Linked DNA regions of Homo sapiens: region 2 is linked to region 1. The links are chromatin contacts, found by Hi-C in ENCODE. All regions are on one chromosome and are shown on one strand. Each heading gives the region's core, a stretch centred on a gene start or an enhancer-like site at or near the end of the contact. The rest is flanking DNA. Distances are from core to core; before and after follow the strand shown.

Region 1 (5,967 bases), core at 1,959-4,458:
GCATACTGCTTGACACATAACAGATTTTAAAAAATAATCTGCCAGATGAGCAAACCAATGAATGACTAAATGACTGAACAAAAAACAAAAGAAAAACATAATGACTAAAACTTTTAGACAATCCATATTCCAAATTTTCTGCTACATTAACAAGCCAGACACTCTAGGCTTTTAGCTAAGTAAATGTGAAGTTAAGGAAAAATTATCAAAGACAACGTAAAGGCTTCCAGCTTGACATAAATATGGATGCTAAGAAGCTATAACAAATTTAATGAATTACTTGAACAAAATCATACTGTTTATTGCTTTGATTCTTAATTGTTGAAACAAAAACCTGACTCAAACCTGCCAGTATGCAACTAAGTTCAAGACTAACAAACTCCAAAAAACAAGCAATTCAAAAAAATGCACACCATTTACTATGCAGTTTTCTGGATTTCAATAAAATCAAAATACCTAATAGGAATGAAAATGCAGAAACAAAAGTCCAGAGTCAATATAGTTTATTTTAATGGCTTTTTTTTAAGCAAAGCCACATAATAAAGTTAAAAAAAAAAAAAAAAGAATACCATAGTTGAATACAGAAATTATCCACATTTACCCATTTGGTGCCTAAAAATTGAAACAGCAACGTCCACACTGGAGAAGTTGAAAAAGTCAAGATGGGAGCTAAATAAGTCAGAAAATCCAGACTGGTTAACAAATTTGGGCATCTAACTGCTAGGTTACATATTCCTTGAGATATTATATCTCATTCAGACACATAGGCAACATATAAAAGTGGTTAAGAATTTTGGGGGGGTATACTGGAATCATCCTGCAAATATGATACTTAGGCCAGTTACTTAAACCATCTTTGCTTCTGTGTCACCTTATCTAAAATGCAAAGAATGATACACCTACCTCAAAAGATTTACATGAGATGACACATATTTGTAAAACCTGGCACCTAATTAACTGCTTAGTAGCAGTATTCCCAGTGGGACTGGAATTTATTACTGGGATCAAACATACTTATATAGTAAATATCTGTTCAATTAATGAAGAAGAAAATTCCATTAAGAAATCTGGAATTTTTACATTCCAGATAGTCATACAGATAGTCATACAGATAGACTAGAAAATAAAGATCCAGTTTTCTGGAACATATTCATTCTGACAGAACAGGAATGACTTTAGAATTTCATTCAAAAATACTAAGTGCTACCACTTTGTTATACTCTGGTGCCATAAGAAATGGTGAGTTGTATGACAAGCGAGCCTTTAAAGAGAATTGAAGGAGGTTTCTCTCAGTACCTAACCATGATTTTAAAGGTAAAAGAAGTTGAGAGAATCAATCACATTCTGATGTAGTCACCTACCCTACAAATCAATAGCACCCTAGGAAGAGCAGACCAATCTACATAGGACATTTTGTCTCCCTGACTTAACCAAGATAATGAACAGTGAAACATTAAGACAGGTATCCTTGAGAGGGAACTGTGGGGTGATGGACAAATCCATTATCTTGTTTTGTGTGGTGTTTACATAAGTATATGCAATTGCCAAAACTAATAAAATTAAGCCTGTAAAAATTGTGCATTTCATTCTATGCTAGTTATACCATTAAAAACTGGTTCATTTAAAAAATGCTCCCTACTTTTCTCACTGGAAAATGTAATAATTTACAAATAGTATAATCAAATCTATATTCACTATAAAATTAACTACAGGATGATCAGGTCCAACTAGAAATATTTTGGATAAGGTATTCTTTTAACTTTTCAGTGATAGGTGATGGAAAAGCAATTATCTGAGATCACAGACTACTAGAATTCCTCATGTTCTAATTTTTGCAGAATCTAGGAATGAACACGCACCATTTAGCCACATTTCTTTCACCTGTTGGTCAGAACTTTATGTTTGAGGATTTTCAATGGGAAATTGCTTGTTTGTGTCACTGGTTGTCTTATGTTATGTTTGGAGGAAAAGGGCTTGGGAGAAAAACAGGACAGATAATACAGAGTGTTCAACTAGAAATCCCCAAATCAGGATTCTAGCTCTAGGATTAAAATGTACAGGGCAACTTTGGACACGGTACTTGAATTTTCTGTGCTTGTGATATTCTGCTATCACAAGGCTGTCATAGGATAAAGTGTATTAATTTGTGGAAATACTTTGAAAAGTCAAAGCAATATATTATTCTAACATGATACCATAGACATAGTCAAGCCCCAAACTTAATCCTGACAGTTATAGGTTCTTGGAAAGCCCCCATACATATCTCACTTTAACTTGAATAGAATGTTCAAGAGGGTGGAAACAGGTAGGTTACCCTCTCTCTTTAAAAAAGGGGGTGAGAGGGTGATGTGTTTTCCACGATTGAACTTCCAGAACTCTAGATTTCTGGAATTTATCTTCCAAAAGACTTGGTATAATCTGGTAAATATTGAAAGAGGAGTGGGGAATAAGGCCCGGATTAAGATAAATTCTTCCTGTCCCTAGTGTTGTCAACAATCAATGAGGAGATGAATTGCTCCTGGAGTACAGGAAGCTTGACTTCTAAAATATTGTTAAACAAGCAATCAGAAAACATTTACTGTATTCTTTCACAAATCTTTGGCACACACCCAAGAGCTCCCTCAAACTGCGTGCATCCCAGGAATGAGTGAGAGCAAGGCCTAGATGTCTTCAGATCATCCATCACAGCTCCCTCCCGCCTCCATTCCAGGTCCAGCGGAGCGGCCTCGGGCAATCACACCCTTCCCTGACCTCCCCCTCCCCAGGGCCGCCAGCCTCACCAGCTGTTCCCGGCTGCTGGAGCTCCGATCGGTTGGCGCCCGGCGGCCCCGAACATTAACGACACCCGGGAGCCTGGCCTCGAAGCTCAGGCCCGTGAACAGACTCCAACTACAACAGCACCGGCGACTTCCAAAGAGCAGTTCAGCATTTTGAGATGAGCTTCCGGAAGCCGACAGGCGGCGGAAACCGGATGCCCGGAGCAACCATTAGTTCTCCGCGTTTACTGCTTTCCCCTTCCTATAATCCCCTCTTCCTACTCGCAGTAGAGACAGAGACAAATAAATTAAACTTTTGTGCTACACAGAAATTTCTTAATTCTCTTTTTAGTGCTCTTAAAGTCAAAGCAGCATGAGAGAAAAGAGGAGTGAACAAAAAGTCGAACCCCGGGAGTGAGCTATGGTTTAGCCCAGTTACCATGGAGACCGGTAGTAACACCAGTTGTAAACCCAAGGCCAAGAGACCATGGCCACGTTAGCCCGGCTGCAAGCTAGGTCGTCGACTGTAGGAAATCAGTACTACTTTAGGAACAGGTAAGTCAGGAAGAGAAGGATCGCGTAAAGGGCGGGCGTGACTTTATACCAGTTGTTCCTCAGCGGGAGTTTCCAATTAACGATTTAACGATTACCCTAATTCATTAAGTAGTACCCAATTCTTCCCTTAATGGGCTGCAAACATAATTGGGAGTTTCTGTTACCATACAACGAAATTCTAAATAGAGAGGGGCCGTAGATATTCAGTGTGAGATGATTTAAGGAAACTCCCAGCATAGATAAAATTGTAAAGTGCTTTTTTTCTTCGACATCACCACTCTGCAATTTGATGAAACCTATGTTCAATACCCTGACTGGGGGTCACCCTGACTCACTAGCCCAATGAACTCAGATTGTGTCCCATCTACCTAGGGATTTGAGCCTCCGTTATTTTACAAACATCACTAAACTCAATTGTTCTATGACTCATTCGCCTTTTTAAAATGAACGTATCTGCCGGGTGTGGTGGCTCACGCCTGTAATCCCAGCACTTTGGGAGGCCGAGGGGGGCGAATCACCTGAGGCCAGGAGTTCTAGACCAACCAGGACAACATGGTGAAACCCCGTCTCTATTAAAAATACAAAAACTAGCCGGGCATGGTGGCACATGCCTGTCATCCCAGCTAGTCCGGAGGCTGAGGCAGGAGAATCGCTTGAACCTGGGAGGCAGAGGTTGCAGTGACCCGACATTGTACCACTGCACTCCAGCCTGGGTGACAAATTAAGACCCTGTCTCAATAAATAAATAAATAAATATAAATAAAATAAAATAAAATGAAAGTGTCTAAACCATTCTGACACGGTAACTAGTACCAATATATTAATTAATAGATAACGGGTAAGAAAACCACTAGCAGTCTTCTTCATCTCCCTACAGCCAAACTTCTTGCCCAGGAAGAGTTTCATTTTAAAGAAGCATTGCCCCAGGAGTTTTTGTAACTTAAAAGAAACTGCAAAAAAGTGAATTAGACTATTATGGAATACAGTGACATGACAGACCAATGGAAAATATGTCAATGAGATAGGGTCTTGCTGAGCTGCTTTTATTCTAACGTTTATCTCACCTACTACATCATTATTTCACAACGTACCTCTCTTACAGCACTGATCACAATTCAATTTTACATTCTTTTATGAGATAATATCTATCTCCCCTCTTAAACTAGTAGCAGAGACAGTGTCTCTTATTTTGCTCACCATTATTTTTGTCTCCAACGTCTATGATAGCCCCATACAAATAATAGTAACACAATAATTGTTGAAGACTCACATTAATGAATTTTTCAATAAATCTGTAGCCCTGGTTTAAGTAAACATACTAACAATAGCTAAACATAGAAATTATCTATTTATTTAGAGTATGTGGCAGGTGCTGTATTTATGACATATATAAATGAAATAAGCCCCATCCATCATGATGTTCACATCCTTGTATGGAATATAGGCTTTTAAAAAATAATTACAATACTAGCTGGGCTCAGTGGCTCATGCCTGTAATCCCAGCACTTTGGGAGGCAGAGGCAGATGGATCACTTGAGGGCAGAAGTTCCAGACCAGACTGGCCAACATGGCAAAACCCTGTCTCTCCTAAAATTACAAAAATCAGCCAGGCATGGTGGTGCACGCCTGTAGTCCCAGCTACTCTGGAAGCTGAGGCAAGAGAATCAGTTGAACCCAGGAGGCAGAGGTTGTAGTGAGCCGAGATCGCAATACTGCACTCCAGCCTGGGCGACAGAGCAAGACTCTGTCTCAAATAAATAAATAAATAAATAAATAAATAAATAAATAATAACAACAATAGAGTAACATGGACAGAAAGGGAAACAACCAGTATTTTTTGAGGACTGATTATATATGAGGGATTGCACCAGGAACAACTACATATGATATTTCACTTGGTTATCACAATGTTATAAGTTAATGTAGAAATTATCTATTTATTAGATAATCTATATTTTTAGAGCTATAGAACAATGTTCTAGAAAAGCCTGATGAAGTGCCAAACAAACAATTAATTGGCCAGGCACAGTGGCTCAGGCCTGTAATCCCAGCACGTTGGGAGGCCAGGGCAGGCGGATGTCTTGAGGTCAATTATGAATTATCAGAGCCAACTAATCTAACTCTAAAACCTCCGCTGTTCACTGTCACTAAACAAAATTTTCTTCCCATTAAGCTGATTTAATTAAATTGCAACAAGCACCAAGATCCAGAGGTCCAAATGGCTTGAGTGTACTGTCCCAAATCCGTTAACATGTAGGGAACAGAGTTGTGGGAAACAATTTAAAGTCTCCTTGGTTTCTTTCAATGTCTTCTGTTTTCGTAACAAGGTACGGACAAAAAGGCTTCTTCCTAATGGCTAGCATCAGAATAACGCTGAAGCTGAAAGATGACTTGGTTGAGAAAATACATTCCTAAGTGTTTAGGTTAGTATCTGAGTCCTGTGAGGCCTGGAAGTCCAATGTGGAAACGAGAAGCTCCTCTGCCTAACAAAGAGGAAGGATCTGGAACTCCAAGAAGTGAGCAGCAAATACAGGAGGAGATTTTGAACTACAAAGAATAGGAGGAGTGTGGGTTGCCCGACTGACATAATACTCTGGAAAGTTGCTCCCACAGGGAATGTTTGGTGTGTGTTTATGTTTTGGCCAGCCCATCAAAG
Region 2 (5,967 bases), core at 1,547-4,046, 1.8 Mb after region 1:
AAAGCTGAACTTCTTTCCATAATTAAAAAAGTACTTTAAAAAGCCAACTTCTTTCTGTACTTAAAATAACACTATCGGATCTGGCTACATGGGAATCCGGCAGAGGACATGTCCCACTGCCCTGGACTCATTGAATTACTGTGGCCCCAGGAGGTACATTTTTCTATCATTTTGGAATTCTGATTTTTTAAATTTTAAATTAATTTACTGCTTCAAAAGCACCAGTGATATTCTTGTATATCTCTGTCCCAATCAAAATCTTAATATGTGAATAGCACTATGCAAGACACAACAGAAGACATACAGAAGAAAACAAATTCTATCTTTAAGAAGCTTACCATTCAGAAGGAGAAACCAGATGTAAATATAGCAAACCATTAAAAAAAAAAGCACGCTGAAGGCCGGGCGCTGTGGCTCACGCCTGTAATCCCAGCACTTTGGGAGGCTGAGGTGGGAGGATCACGAGGTCAGAAGATCAAGGTCATCCTGGCTAACACGGTGAAACCCTGTCTCTACTAAAAATACAAAAAATTAGCCAGGCGTGGTGGCACGCACCTGTAATCCCAGCTACTTGGGAGGCTGAGGCAGGAGAATCTCTTGAACCCAGGAGGCAGAGGTTGCATTCAGCTGAGATGGCGCCGCTGCACTCCAGCCTGAGGGACAGAGCAAGACTCCGTCTCCAAAACAAAAAGCAAAAAAAAAAAAAAAAAAAAAAAAAAAAGCACGCTAATGAATTGCAATAGGACCCTCACACAGGAGGGGGAACTGTGTGGGATGGCAGAGTGTAAATGCCCAGGGGAATCAGAATATACAGTCAGGAATTTGAACTATACCCAGCTTTTTGTGCAATGGTGAAAAAGGCTCCAGCTTGAGACTAAAAGAGATTCAGATGTGTCTAGGGACATCTGGCAAAAAAAGCAGTGTCAGCCCCCAGAATCTTGTCTGCATAAAGACTGAGAAATTTTCTGGAAGAGGACTGGTCCCGAGAGAGGAATGATCCAGGAAAGATTAGGTTGACTCAGTAAAAAAGTCTGTGTCATGGGATGAGGAAGATAATTCCGAACACAGCAAGTCTGAGATTCATCCCTACCTTAACTCCAGTTCAGCTTAGTCTGAGTATGATGGGAAGCAGAGAGTTCTAAGTAAATGCTGAAGTGGTTTTACTTTGTGACATGAGCAACTCTGCATTGGAATTCCCTCTAGCAGAACTTAACAGAAAGAAAAAGTCTCCCCTGACCACTTTTCCATAGGGTATAAATCATCACACAGCTTTGGTGCCCTGAAGTCACAGCATGGTGCCTGGCAGAGCTGGCACTGTGTCTGCCATGCCTTGCCAACTGCCTGAGGGTGGTCAGTCAGGAGAAAATGCCATGCCTTACGGATCAGTCACAGAGACAAGATACTTGACAATGGAATAGAGGCAGCATCTGGAGCAGGCTTTTAAACCCAACACAGCGTTAGCAGCAGCCACGGAGAGACTGCTGAACCAGTCAAATGTCAAGCCTGGAATAGCAGAAATGTACCAGCCATGCCCAGTAGAGCAGCAACAACCCCAACTTAGAAACAGCTGTGTCCCACAACATAAGCTCCAACTTATCTGTGGCCATATGAGAATGTAGGGAAAAACTGTCCGTAGGGTAAAAACTTCCAGGGGTTGAGGGGACCTGTGTCAGCGTAAGAGGACATGTAATAGTGACATTGGAGTCTTTAATGTTAGCATGCCTCACAGATATCTGCAGGAAGGAGAGATCTTGAGAAATCTGGGCTATACAATTAGTCATTTCTCAATGCAAGTGTAGGAAAGACAGCCTTTAGCTTTGGTGTTCAATATTAGGTCTATAACAAAGCCAAAAATAACATTAGGTATGTGTACAGAAATAGTGTCTTTATGCCTCATGTTGATTATCTGTTATATAAGGAGCCTTAGAGAATCACAATACTAAGATGCTACAATGATAGAACTCAAGTAGACCAGCCCTCTGATGTTCAAATATGAGAGTGAGGCTCAGAAGAAAGAAAGCCAAGCACTGACTGGTGGTGGAACAGGAAGAAGAACAGAAATCTTCTGACTTTCAGCCCAGGGATCTTTGCATGACACTATAAGGACTCAGGGAGACCTAAGGAGAAACAATAAGCCTGACCATTTGATTCTAGAAAGTGTTAGCAAATAACTTATCTTCAGCCATTCTGTACAAATAAAAACAAAGTGGTGAATTTGTGCAAGAATGGTTAAGATGCTCTTTCCTGGAATGTGAATGTGTTTATATATACATTTCTATTAATTTGGAAATGTAAATGCCAGGATTGATTTCTGGAATAATGCCTTAAAAATTAGAAACACCATTAGAATTAGATTCAGAACTGAAAAAGTTTGCACAACTTTTTGTTTTCTCTGAGGAATGGATGAAGCAAACATTGAGGGGGGAAGTGAAGAACGGAGGCACGCAAGCAAAAACAAGAACCAGAATGAGGAACGAAAATAGAAGAGGAAGTAAGTAGAGGAGAAAGAGCCACATGAGAAGCCTGGAGTGTCTACGTGAATGAGGTGGATGGGTAGAACTCCATTCAGAGGACACTGAACATGAAGTTCATCTGTTTTAACTGGTGTGATTTACTTGACATAAGTGACAGCCCGAAACAGAAATAATAATCATCTGTCAAACAATTTGTTTCACTGTTTCTTGACTGTCCGGCATGTTGTTTTCTTTTTTTAACCTAACCTGCCTGTTTCCTTGACCAGTCAAGTCAAAACAGACAACCCAATGTGTACATGTTAACACAGGCTCTCTCTTGAGTTAATGGCTCAGAAGTCTGAGTCATTGCCCTGAGAACCCCAGATTCTAACTATTCTCTTCTTCTAAATTAGAATGGGATGGCCTCTGTTTATATTTTCGTTAAATAGAACCACATGATTGCAACCTTGCCGCTGGGGGTTGTTAGCAGAGAATTTATTAGCCTGAGCCAGTATCCTTGACTGCAGGGCTGCTTTGGTTGCTGGAGTACACCCTCGATTTGCTATTTTTCCTCAAGAGTTACACTTTAGTGGGTTTCTCCTAGGGGCCTGTGTCTGTATATTGAAGGAGAAAAGAAAAATGAGTATGTCCTTTACATGATCCAGCTGTCTCTGCTACTCCAACCCTCTCTGCTATATTATCAGAGCTTTCCACGTGAAGTCTGAAGTCCCCACAAAGGAAAAGTAAAAGATTCGCTTTCACTTATCCTGTGAAAATATAATGGACATATTCCTGGGAAGTGGCAGTGGCTTACTAGGTCTCTGGTCCTTTTTCACATGTAATAATCAAGTTAGAAATTTTCTTAAGGTGTCTTCCTTTTACTTAAAAGGTTGTCTCCTCTGAACTCTCATATACCCTTTGAGGCCCAGACTAGATGCCACCACCTCCATGAGGTTCTCCTTGATTCTTCCCACCCCATCTGAAAATCCACACTTTTTGGATTTGTGTTTCCCTTCTCTGTGTCCTTAGATTCCACTTCTCCATTCCCTGCTTTGTATCATGCTGATGTCATCTACAAATGTGTCAGCTCCCTGATGCTGGTAATTATGTTTTAACCATCATGTTTCTAATAGAGTAATGAATGTTAACTCAAAATGAACTGGCAGAAGGCTAATAGGAAAAGCCTGAGGATGAGGCAAGGGGAAAGGAGGGAGGGGTTATTGGTAGCTGAAAAGAATGTAGAGGGAGAAAGAGGAAAAGACAAGATTGTTCGGTATTACCATGGAAGAGGGTACAGGGTGGTGGGAGGAGCTTGCAGGATAAGACAAGGGGAAGCTCAGAAGGAGGATCACTAAGATGAAGACAGAACAGAAAGTGGTCAGAAGTCAGTGAAGGGCTGCAGTTGGAGTAAATGCTGCCATAATGGTGTGGACAGTAGTTCCTTCCTTGTGGGAAGGGGAGGAAGGTGAGGACGGCAGGGAAGAGCAATCATCTCATCCCAGGCTACCTCTCCTTCCCATTTCTTCCAGAAGTATGCCTTGTTCCCCAGGCTTACCAGCCTCTGTGACACCTCGTTATTCTGTCACCAGTCCTCATGCAGAGGTTTAAGCCTATTCTTCTCTCCATAGCTCCAGCACCAGAGGAATTCTGAGATTAAATTCCCTGAGTCTGCTCCGTCTTTCAGGTGTAAATAAAACATGATTGTCCTTAGATTACAAAAGTGTACAGTTAACATGTATGTATGGTCTTCTTTTTCATCTATGTTTATATATATACACACACACACACACACACACACACACACACGTACATATGTACATACAGGGGTGAGATTTTTGACTTTCTATATCACTTCTCTTATAATCAGGTAATCAAATTCATTATGAAACCTCAGAAAGGATGTTGAGTCTTCAATAACACTAGGAAGGAAGATATGCTGTTCAGAAGCAAGAACTGTTGACAGTGTAAATGACAGGCCAATCCCTGGAGTCCTAGGAAGAAAATAAAAAGATAATAAAGAGCAGCCTGTACCAAGAAATTGTCTTTGAGGGTTTATATAGAATAAAAGATCTTCCCGTCCTAAAGGAGCCATCCTTTGATCCCACCCCTCAGTAGTCTCTCTTCTTACTGCTTCATTGCCTCCTAACCTCCCAACCACTTTCCCAAAATGGGAACCACAACATGGAATTTGGATTTTGAGTAGTCCCTGATCCTCTTGCTGACAAGGTTTAGGAAGGAAACAGAGGGAGGATCTGTGATTCTGTTCTTTCAGTAGAAGGTGAAAGTAGTTTTTTAAGATATTTCATAGGCATTATCTTATCTGAGCCTTGCAACAATAACCCAGTGAAGACAAAAAGCAACTTTTATAATCTGCCCTTCTCCATTCAGTTAAAGAAACTCAGAGCTAAAAAGGGTTCTGAGAATTTTCTAAAATCATTCAACTAGTGAGGAACCAGCCTGGCCTTCTACTACAAAAGGCAGTGATGCTTTCACCACCTCTTCCTACTTCTTGGTTCACTGATGATGGTTCTATGCTATTAAGATGGAAACTATTTATTGGGTACATTATGGGTCCAACAGGCTTTAGTGAACTGGGCTGACCTGGGGAAGTAACCATCAAACATGACTTTGTTTCATCGGAAAAATTTGTTCTGGGTTCTAAACAGCTGATTTACATACAATATTTTAGTACACAGCTCATTTTAAATTGAGGACTGCCTGTACTAAGCTTCTAACTTCTAAGGATAGAAAGATAGTCCCTTTTATTTTTCCTGTTCTGCTTTTGGAAACTACCAACAAGGGTGCCAATTAGCACCAGATGGGACAGGGACTGTGTGATGTGGAACTCCGACCACTGGGAACTGGAACAAGTCCACTAATGTATTAAGCAATCGAAGAGCCAGAAGTTGGGCAGGCTTCAAATTTGGCACAATGTAAAGTTCGGATCTGTAAAGGCCCAGCTTTATACACAGAATCTGTCCCTTCTCGACTCACTGCCTATGAAGACTAGCAAGGGGAATGGGAATTTAGAACTCTAATACCTTCAAGCCTGTAGACTTTTATTTGCATGTTGCCTTTCACTCTGTATCTTTTCTCCATTTTGAACTTGAGTAAATCTTTATGGAATAATTAAGAGGAGGTGTAAATGCTTGTTTATCTTGGAAACCTGGATTTTAAGTCTATAATTCTTACTTAGCTGCCTTTACTTTCTGGATATCTTGATTTTTTAAATAATAACTCTGCATACGTCCAAAGTCAAAATTAAGAGTAGAAATGAAACATCAGGTTAACTCAAACTCAAAGGTAATTGAGATTTAAATGGTATGTTTACTAAAAACATAGATAAGTGAAGCAACATGGGAATTTCTATCGATATTATTCAGATAAATGTCTATTTTCTTCTCCTCGTTTAGCCAGCCACGTGCCTTCAATGCAAGTTTAGCTTGCTGAGTTTTGTCACTTACCACTCATGCTGTACTACATTAGCTTTCCCAGGCAGTGATCTAAATCACCT

Evidence for each region. A loop is a pair of places that touch in the nucleus more often than their neighbours do. Pooled maps may share reads with other maps.
Region 2: a loop to region 1 is called in a pooled map, with 11 times the contacts of the local background. The contact joins the enhancer-like site here to the promoter of SPATA17 in region 1. A Hi-C loop is called at or near these places in 4 of 37 single-sample maps with no recorded cell type and 4 of 50 pooled maps.

The regions. Positions count from the first base shown.
Region 1 is chr1:217,628,136-217,634,102 of GRCh38, forward strand. SPATA17 (spermatogenesis associated 17) reads left to right here and starts at 3,209. Exons shown (of 11, transcript NM_138796.4): 1 at 3,209-3,311. The coding sequence starts at 3,244. It overlaps GPATCH2 (G-patch domain containing 2), which reads right to left and starts at 2,955. Exons shown (of 10, transcript NM_018040.5): 1 at 2,781-2,955. The coding sequence starts at 2,836. RefSeq lists enhancers at 2,894-2,963, 2,994-3,233.
Region 2 is chr1:219,458,520-219,464,486 of GRCh38, forward strand. The region is part of intron 2 of LYPLAL1-AS1 (LYPLAL1 antisense RNA 1); the gene reads right to left. Among named protein-coding and RNA genes, the nearest start is that of LYPLAL1-AS1, 96 kb to the right of the region's middle. RefSeq lists an enhancer at 2,640-2,729. Within about 2 kb of position 2,797, at least 2 of the 41 ENCODE cell types and tissues checked have a DNase peak (open chromatin) inside an H3K27ac peak, as active enhancers do.